3 separate regions of the Homo sapiens genome follow, and all the other regions are linked to region 3. A link is a contact called in ENCODE Hi-C data. All regions are on one chromosome and are shown on one strand. The core of a region is the stretch at or near the end of the contact, and the rest is flanking DNA. Distances in the headings are between cores, read along the strand shown.

Evidence for each region. A loop is a pair of places that touch in the nucleus more often than their neighbours do. Pooled maps may share reads with other maps.
Region 1: a map of CD8-positive, alpha-beta T cell shows a loop between it and region 3 (7-fold over the local background). The contact joins the promoter of GTF3A here to the promoter of CDK8 in region 3. A Hi-C loop is called at or near these places in 3 of 168 maps with a recorded cell type or tissue (B cell, CD4-positive, alpha-beta memory T cell and CD8-positive, alpha-beta T cell) and 8 of 50 pooled maps.
Region 2: a map of CD8-positive, alpha-beta T cell shows a loop between it and region 3 (10-fold over the local background). The contact joins the promoter of CPAP here to the promoter of CDK8 in region 3. A Hi-C loop is called at or near these places in 3 of 168 maps with a recorded cell type or tissue (CD4-positive, alpha-beta T cell, CD8-positive, alpha-beta T cell and naive thymus-derived CD4-positive, alpha-beta T cell) and 14 of 50 pooled maps.

Annotation. Positions count from the first base shown.
Region 1 is chr13:27,423,369-27,426,117 of GRCh38, forward strand. It overlaps GTF3A (general transcription factor IIIA), which reads left to right and starts at 1,251. Exons shown (of 9, transcript NM_002097.3): 1 at 1,251-1,570. The coding sequence starts at 1,370. RefSeq lists silencers at 1,076-1,345, 1,356-1,415, 1,516-1,595 and enhancers at 1,686-1,755, 2,706-2,749.
Region 2 is chr13:24,921,478-24,924,391 of GRCh38, forward strand. CPAP (centrosome assembly and centriole elongation protein) reads right to left here and starts at 1,384. Exons shown (of 17, transcript NM_018451.5): 1 at 1,284-1,384. RefSeq lists enhancers at 528-1,429, 1,430-2,331.
Region 3 is chr13:26,252,815-26,255,553 of GRCh38, forward strand. It overlaps CDK8 (cyclin dependent kinase 8), which reads left to right and starts at 1,315. Exons shown (of 13, transcript NM_001260.3): 1 at 1,315-1,955. The coding sequence starts at 1,828. RefSeq lists a silencer at 1,320-1,919.

The DNA of each region.
Region 1 (2,749 bases), core at 1-2,500, 1.2 Mb after region 3:
GAACTGGCGCAAGAGAAACCATTTTAGAATTCCGGAGTTGTGGGAGGGATGAGTGTAGAATTCTCCCATCCATGGACAGGGGCTAGAGTGGCAAATGAAGAAAGCAACAGGTGGACCCAAGGCATAGACACTCTCACAGCCCCGTTATCTTGAGACGGAGGATGACACAGGCGTTATCAACTTTCCCACTTTCAAGATGAGCAGACTGAGGCAAAGGAGTGTTTATGAACTGGAATACTCAGTTCATAAGCACTGATGTTAAGCCCTGGCTTGTTTCCAGAACTGCACTGCTGTGCAGGGACCTGTTCATCACATTCCGACAAGGGCTTAATGATTCGGAATAATGCAGGATGTGAAAAATATGGATCTGGCGAACATCCCCCAAGTCATCCTGCCAGTTATCTGTATCCAAGGACATTTTTTAGGCATGTGGTCCTCATAAACTAAGATACTCATATTCATTCAGGCCTCTCAAAAGTGCTTCTCAGGTTTTGATATGCACTGAATCACCTGGAGATTTGTTTCAAGTAGGTCATCAAGGCTCTAGGGCAGTGTTCCCAAACTTTTCCTTTTTTTTTTTTTTTTTTTCCAACCACCTGGTCAGTTTGCCGGGGTGGGGAAGGGTAGGATGGGGAGACATCTGTATTTATTCTTTTAGAGCTCGGGGTCTCACTCTGGGCTCAAGCGATTCGCCCGCGTACCTGGGACTACAGGTGCGCACTACTGTGCCAGGATAGTGGTTCCCAAACTTTTCTGCGCATTGAAATCACCTAGGAAGTTTCCAAAAATACTGATGCCTGTTTCCTACCCCCAGAAATTGTGATTTAAGTGGTCCAAGTATCCTCTAGGCTTCGGGATTTTGTAAAGCTCTCCACGTGAATCTGAGCTTAGGAACCTCTGAACTGGGGCTTGCAGCAGAAGCACGTAAAGCACGCAAAGAAACGAAACCACACAGGTCACACTAGTAATGTGGCAACAGGCTAACTTAAATTATGTAAGGCTAGTGCTTTCCAGAGTGTACTGGAGGACGGGAAACAAGCCCCATTTAAGCAGTGCCTCGGGATTTGAGTTGCCTGTGAAACGCAGCAGCCTTCTGCCGAGGACGCAGAAACCCCCGCCTCTCATCCAGGGCTGACAGGGCACGGGCCGCGAGCCGCGGCGGGGCCTCCTGGCGCATGCGCGATCTCCCGGAGCATGCGCAGCAGCGGCGCCGACGCGGGGCGGTGCCTGGTGACCGCGCGCGCTCCCGGAAGTGTGCCGGCGTCGCGCGAAGGTTCAGCAGGGAGCCGTGGGCCGGGCGCGCCGGTTCCCGGCACGTGTCTCGGCACGTGGCAGCGCGCCTGGCCCTGGGCTTGGAGGCGCCGGCGCCCTGGATCCGCCGGCCGTGGTCGCCGAGTCGGTGTCGTCCTTGACCATCGCCGACGCGTTCATTGCAGCCGGCGAGAGCTCAGCTCCGACCCCGCCGCGCCCCGCGCTTCCCAGGAGGTTCATCTGCTCCTTCCCTGACTGCAGCGCCAATTACAGCAAAGCCTGGAAGCTTGACGCGCACCTGTGCAAGCACACGGGGGAGGTGAGGGGGGCGAGGCTGCCAACCCTGGGCCTAGGGATGGCGCGTGGCCCCGGGGTAGCCACTGCAGTCGTGGCCAGGGCCGCAGGCCCCGCTGTGCAGCGCGTTCAGCTTTGACATCCAGGACTTGGGGAAGGAGCTGAGGAAGTAGACAGGAAGTTGTAGGACCTTCGTTCTGCGACCTTGATATCCATGGCAGGGGCTCGGGATTTACTAAGCAGTCATTGATCGTGAGTCTCGGCCAGCCAAGTGCCTCCCGTAATCTGCAAATAAGTGTGAGGTTTGAGGGGGCCCACCGCTACTAGACACCTGCCAAACACTGGCCCCTGGAGCTGGTACAGAAGATGGGTTACATGTACCAGGGGTCGTGAAAGCAGCATGTGCTCATTTCTTCGTAACTCCACACTGGAGAGAGCAGTGAGCAAAACAGGCAAACCCAAGGTTTCTGCTGCCATGGACCTTTGTTCCTGGGTCGAGCCGACCACAGGATAGGTGGGAATGACATGCAGTGTTGTGGTCAGGAAAGGCCTCTCTGTGTGAGCCGTGTAAGAAGGAAGGATCTAGCCATGCAGACATTTGTGCTAGGTAGAGAGAACACAAAGGGAGCCTGTGACCCTTGGGGTGGGAGGCAGGTGGGTGTGTTTGGGTGCGGAGATCACCATATGAGGTCTGAGAAGTAGGCCCATTAGGAGTTTGGATTTTATTTTGAGGGCAGGAGAATGTCAGATACCATGATATGACGTGGCAGCCCATGTCACACACAAGTGAGGAAAACGAGGGTCATGGAGGTCAAGGAATCTGCCCAGCTTCCCAGTTTTTGGCAGAGCTAGGCTTCACACTGCCTCAGCTTAAAGCCCTTAATTTCTTAAACCACTGGGCTGCAGTCCATACCTTTGCCCCTTGCACCTCCTCTAATTTATGGGCCACCTTCTCCAGGTGTCCTCCGGGGCCTCATTCCTTAACCTCTCCAGCACTGGAAGGCCGACCGCTTCTTCCTTGAGACCTTCTCTGGTTCTTTTCCTCTTCCTCGTCTGCCCTTTTCGTTGGATCCTCTTCTGCCCTCTGCATGTTCCACCCCGCCCAGCTCCCTCTTGCGGTCTTACATAGCCACCGGCATGACTCATAACATCCTTTATGCTTTGCCCCTCTGCCCTTCCTCTTGCCCGTTCTAGCCTCTAAATT
Region 2 (2,914 bases), core at 134-2,633, 1.3 Mb before region 3:
GGAAGGTTAATACAGGGGGTGGATACACTTAGGCTGTACACTTAAGATTAGCGCACTTTACTGGATATCTGTTATTCCTGAATAATTTGTAAAAACTTTTTCTAAGCAAATTGTTTTTCAGTAGGAAACCAATCTAAAAAAGTAATGACTTTTTTTTTTTCAAAATCAACCACGTAACTTTGCTTAATTTCAATGACCTTAGCAGAAAATCTTTCGAAATCCAAATTCAGAAGGGAGACAAACTACAAGGTCATTTCATAATATGGAAAACTAGAAAAATTCCCTACTAGACTGACAAGTGCAAGCAGTCTTGGGATGCAGCAGCCAGACTTTTGCATCTCCTCCTCCAACTCCCCACCAAACACACCTTCTATACCTTCAATTTCATGACCGCGATTCTAAAAATATATTTAATGTCAGCATGAAGTATAAAAAAAGCGTCACCAGAACCTGCTACTTATTATTGATACTGAGGTCTTGGTAAAGGGAGCATTGATAATATATATGCCGAGATAGGATTAGTATGTGGACTCAGACTTTACAGATATCAAAATCTGAAGGACACGGGTGCACGTGTATGTCAAACTCATCAAATGGAATGCATTTAAACATGTGCCATTTTTATTGTATAGCAATTATACCTCAATAAAACTTTTAAAAAATGTAACAAACTGACAGCCTTGAAATCTCCAGAAAGTGCTATGTAAACATTCTTTAAAGCAGTATTGAAAAAAAGATAAATTCTCTGCACGGTGAGGGAGGAGAGTGGATACAAACAGCAAATTCAAAGCCACTCTTAGACCGTGAGAAGTAACTAGTTGGTCTGGGAAGTGATTTAGCAGTCCCCTAAAATACAACACGTTCTTGAAAGCCATGAATCCACACGAAGCTTCAAGAGAGAAGCCCTTGACAAAGCTGGGGCAAGACCGGCCCTTAGGACAGCCAGCAACGCTACTTCACCACCCTGCTCCAGCGGACTGCGGCTGCCGCGCTGCCCACAGGAACTCAAGTTCCGCCACAGCCAGGTCAGAGAGACAGACACCCCAGAGAGGCCGGCTTCCCCAGCTCTGCGAAGAACAAAGCAGCGCGAATGAACGAAGCCACTGAACTGCCGTGGGCCTCAGCGCGCCCGTGGGCCTGAGCGCGTCCCGGCGCCCCGCTCCCTCCTCGCCCCGCCGAGCCAACCCCGAGGTCCGAGCAGAGTCCTGCCCGCCCACCGCCGTCCATCTCCGGCGCAGGGCGGCGGACAAAGAGCTCCTCCGCTCTTTTCGCCCACAAATTACCGCTCCGTGAAGCCTGGGCAGCTCAGCAGCACGAACCGACACCTCAATCTCCGCAGCATTTACAAATGGGCCGCCACAATCGCCGCCTCTGTCGGAGCCCCGCCCCCGTCCCGAGGTCCTGTGGGAAGTGAGGATCTCACCCGCGCGTCTGCGCTAAAGCGCAGGCACCGCTGAGCCCAGTGAAACTACAACTCCCAGTGACGCCACAGCGACGGGCGTTGCCCGGCGGGGGATGGACTGCGCGCCGCCTTCCGACCAGCAGCGGGCCAGTGGTCGACGTAGGCGGGCGGCGTGGCGGGGCGGAAAACCGTTTCCGGGAGAGACCTTCCGTGGTGGACGTCGCCCCAGGCTCCCACACTTAGAAAACTAAAGGGAACGCCTAACGGAGCGATGGATCTCCGTGTTCCCAGCAAAGCAGGGAGCACGGAGAGTCAAAGCTAACATAGAGCCCAACCGACGCTTAAAGGAGGTGTTTTGGGTTTTGTTTTTTTTTTTTCTATTTGCGTACGGTCTATTTTGTCGTTTTTTTGGTTTGGTTTGGTTTTTTTCTTTGTTTTCCGCTTTGGCTGAGGTGACTTAGTAAAGGAGAAAAAGGGCAGTCCGCTACACCATTTCGTAAGACGAAAATAACCCTATGAGAATTCACTCCAAAAATAGGCATCTTTCATCTCTCCTCAAATGGCTAATCGGTGGTTTGGCAGAGTGTGTCCATTAGATTCTGAAACTAGTTTGAATACTGACAGTGCAGAATTCAAGAAATTTTTTTGTTTTGTTTCGTTTTAACTGCCACGGCCCTTTAATCTAGGAAGTTACAGCACCGTGAGTTACCACAGTACTACATACCTGGCTTCCATGTCTGATTAAACAGCAGGCCAAGTAAAATGTTTAAAGAAATCAAATGAAGTGCCATTTATAACCGTTATAACTGAAACAAACGACTGCTAAAGACAAAACTATTTCACAGAAATTTGGTCCTCCAAAATTTGTTTTGCTTTCTACTTCAAAAAGAGTCTACTTCTCTAAATCAAGATTTCGGTTTTGCTTCTTTTTTCAATTTTTCTTTTCTTTTTTTAATTTTTATTTTTTGAGATGGAGTCTCGCTCTGTTGCCCAGGCTGGAGTACAATGGCGCGATCTCCGCTCACTGCAAGCTCTGCCTGCCGGGTTCACGCCATTCTCCTGCCTCAGCCTCCCGAGTAGCTGGGATTACAGGCGCCCGCCACCACGCCTGGCTAATTTTTTTATTTTTATTTTTAGTAGAGAAGGGGTTTCACCGTGTTAGCCAGGATGGTCTTGATCTTCTGACCTCGTGATCCGCCCGCCTCGGCCTCCCAAAGTGCTGGAATTACAGGCGTGAGCCACCGCGCCCGGCCCAATTTTTCTTTTTAATTTTCACTGTGGGTGAGGAAGCTAAAGCCCGAGACTTCCGAGATCACACAGCTACTTAAGATGCCAGACAAGGACCCAAACAATCTTCCTTTTCATTTATGATAGCCCTTTGGCTTGAAAGCATGCCCAAAAGTCTCATCATTCTTCCTAAAATGTGTATCTTTAAGGATAGTCGCAATATCCTCTATTTTTGTGCCTATATTTTATTCGTATGTTTTTATTTTAATATAGTATGTAGTGCCA
Region 3 (2,739 bases), core at 65-2,564:
TGGTGAAGTCACTAATTTTCTCCAAGGAAAATTATATAAGAGAAAGCCCTTTGGAGGCTTTTTCACAAGATGATATCATCATCATCATCATTGGTATATGGATCTTTTTGAGATAAACATGTTTATTCATTCATTAATTTAACAAGTGTTTACTGTGCATCATTATCAAGGCATGACACTAGGTTTTACAGAAGATGCAAATATGACTTCCTATAACAACTTAGGATCTAGCAAGGTAGAGGAAATAAAAGATGAAAGGAATTTGATAAATATCACAGGAAAGGTGGGAAAAAAAGTGTTAAAAAGTTCACATTAAAACTGCAAAGTTCATATTCCCTTTGGGAAGTGGGGAGCTTTAGTGGAAATGGTAACAATTGGAAAACCAAAAATTAAAAATAGACAAGGGGGGTAAGATAAAATGATAGATTAGTATCAAGATACCAGGACTCCTGAAGCAGGACATATTGCTACCTTAAGATTATTAACAAACTAGTTCCCATGGATTTAGATCCTTTCTGTAATCATAGCTAGAAACTGGTGTTCTTATAGGTAGTATCGCAGAAGGCTGTACTGTACTCAATACTTCCTGTATATGGATAGGAAAGGTTTGGATGGTCATCTGTCACAAGAGTAACAATGTTTAGGAGTAGCTTGGACACTGGTCATTGATTCACTTTTATTGGTGCTTGTAATGTCAGTATGTTGACATCATTGTGCAGCCCTTATCAGATTGTGAACACCAAGAGTACCCCAACTGCTGGCCCGCGAGCTGTTTACAAATATCATACCGGCTTTTATCGATGATAGTGGCCTTTAAAATCTGGAGTTCAGAGTGGCACAAAATGTGTTTCTAATGCAAACGACTCTCCTTCCCACGTGCACCTCTTTGATCAAGTTTGTGGCTGAAATCAGACTCTAGTTAGATCGCTGTAAAAATAAAAATAAATTTTCCCCAAATGATTGAAACGAATTTCACCCTAGACTACGAGTCCCATCATGCAACGCTCCCATATTCCCACCGTGTGGGGCGGAGTCGTAGAAGGGGCGGCAGCGGCGGCGGCCTGTGCATTCTGGGTATTGTAGTCTGGGGCCCGGCCACCGCTGGGGCTGGTTCCACGTGGTGCATTTGGCGGCAGCTTTGGGCAGTGGCTCCCCTGCTCCCTCCACACGGTCCTCAGGGTGCCAGCGCCAGCAGGGGCGGCCAGCCACCGCGGGAGCGGGCTAGAGTGTGGCCCGGAGGCAGCCCGAGGCTTCGCGACGTTTTTGCGACAGCCGCGGCCGTGTTCCGCGAGTGCCCTCCCTCCTCCTCTCTTTGAGGAGGTACCGGCTGTTGTGCGGCTCTGCCCTTCTGTTTGAGTGTATGGGAGAGTGAGTGAGTGAGTGAGTGTGAGCGTGTGTGTGAGAGCGTGAGGCGTGAGTGCGCGTGTGAGAGGACGAGAGCCCGCCTGGCCGCCCCGCCGCTCCCGCCGCAGCAGGAGCAGAACGCGCGGCCGGAGAGAGCGGCGGAGCCGGCGCCCAGGGAGCCCGCGGGGACAAGGGCAGAGACACCGCTCCCCACCCCCAGCCCTCGTCCCTCGGCTCTCCTTCGCCGGGGGATCCTCCCCGTTCCTCCACCCCCGGCCGGCCTCTGCCCCGCCGTCCCCCTGGATGTCCCTGGCGCTTTCGCGGGGCCTCCTCCTGCTCTTGCCGCATCAGTCGGGCTGGTGCTGCGGCCGGCGGGCGTAGAGCGGGCGGGTTCCCGGGGGCTGCGGCTGCCCGTGCTTCCCCGGTCCCCACCCCTGCCCCCCGGCCCCCCGACCCAGCTCTCCGGCCTCAGAGGCTGTGACAATGGACTATGACTTTAAAGTGAAGCTGAGCAGCGAGCGGGAGCGGGTCGAGGACCTGTTTGAATACGAGGGCTGCAAAGTTGGCCGAGGCACTTATGGTCACGTCTACAAAGCCAAGAGGAAAGATGGGTGAGTGTGTGTGTCTGGGCCGGTGTCCGCGCTGGGCGGCGCTCCCGCAGGCCGAGGCAGGTAGCCCGGAGGGAGAGCGGGCCGCCGGGGTGCCGGGCTCTGACTTCCTCGACGCCGGCCTCTGGCTCCGCCAGCCAGGTTTGGGGAGGAAGTGGTGTACGAGGGATCCAAACCCACGAGAAATCCTGCGTGCCGCGTCTGTGTTCTGCTCTGGTGGTAAGAGGCAAGATGAGCCTCTGCACCGTGGGCTGTATACTTTTCAAGGATTTCAAAGCTGATTCATGAAAAAATTCGTTCTAAAACGCCGGGTTAAATGTTTTTTGTTTTTTTTTTTCCTTGGTCGATTTATTATGGTAACCTTCTGGGGATTTCCTCACCCGCCTCTGGAGTGTCATCCATCGGTCTAGAAGGAAGGCTGTGATCCTTTCCCCCACCAGTTTGTGATCGATTTTTTATCAAATTTGTATTTTATTTGAGGAAAGGAAGGCAGCGAGTGAATGTGGTTCTGGAGAGAGTTCCCCATAGTGATCATCTGCAACATAAATGTTGCAATTGCTATTTAGATATTATTAGCTGTGAATTTTTACATAGAACAATGGGGGTTTGGTGCAGGGTGGGTGGTGGGGAAGAAGGCAAGTGACATAGGGACTATCTCGTTCAGGCGGTTTCCCCCAAATTTAGCGGCTGGCAGTGAACTTTAAATAATCCCTTTGCTTTAAATATTCTTCCCTAGTAACAACTTAATTAAACCTATGACTGGTAATGCTTCCAATTTAGTTTCTTA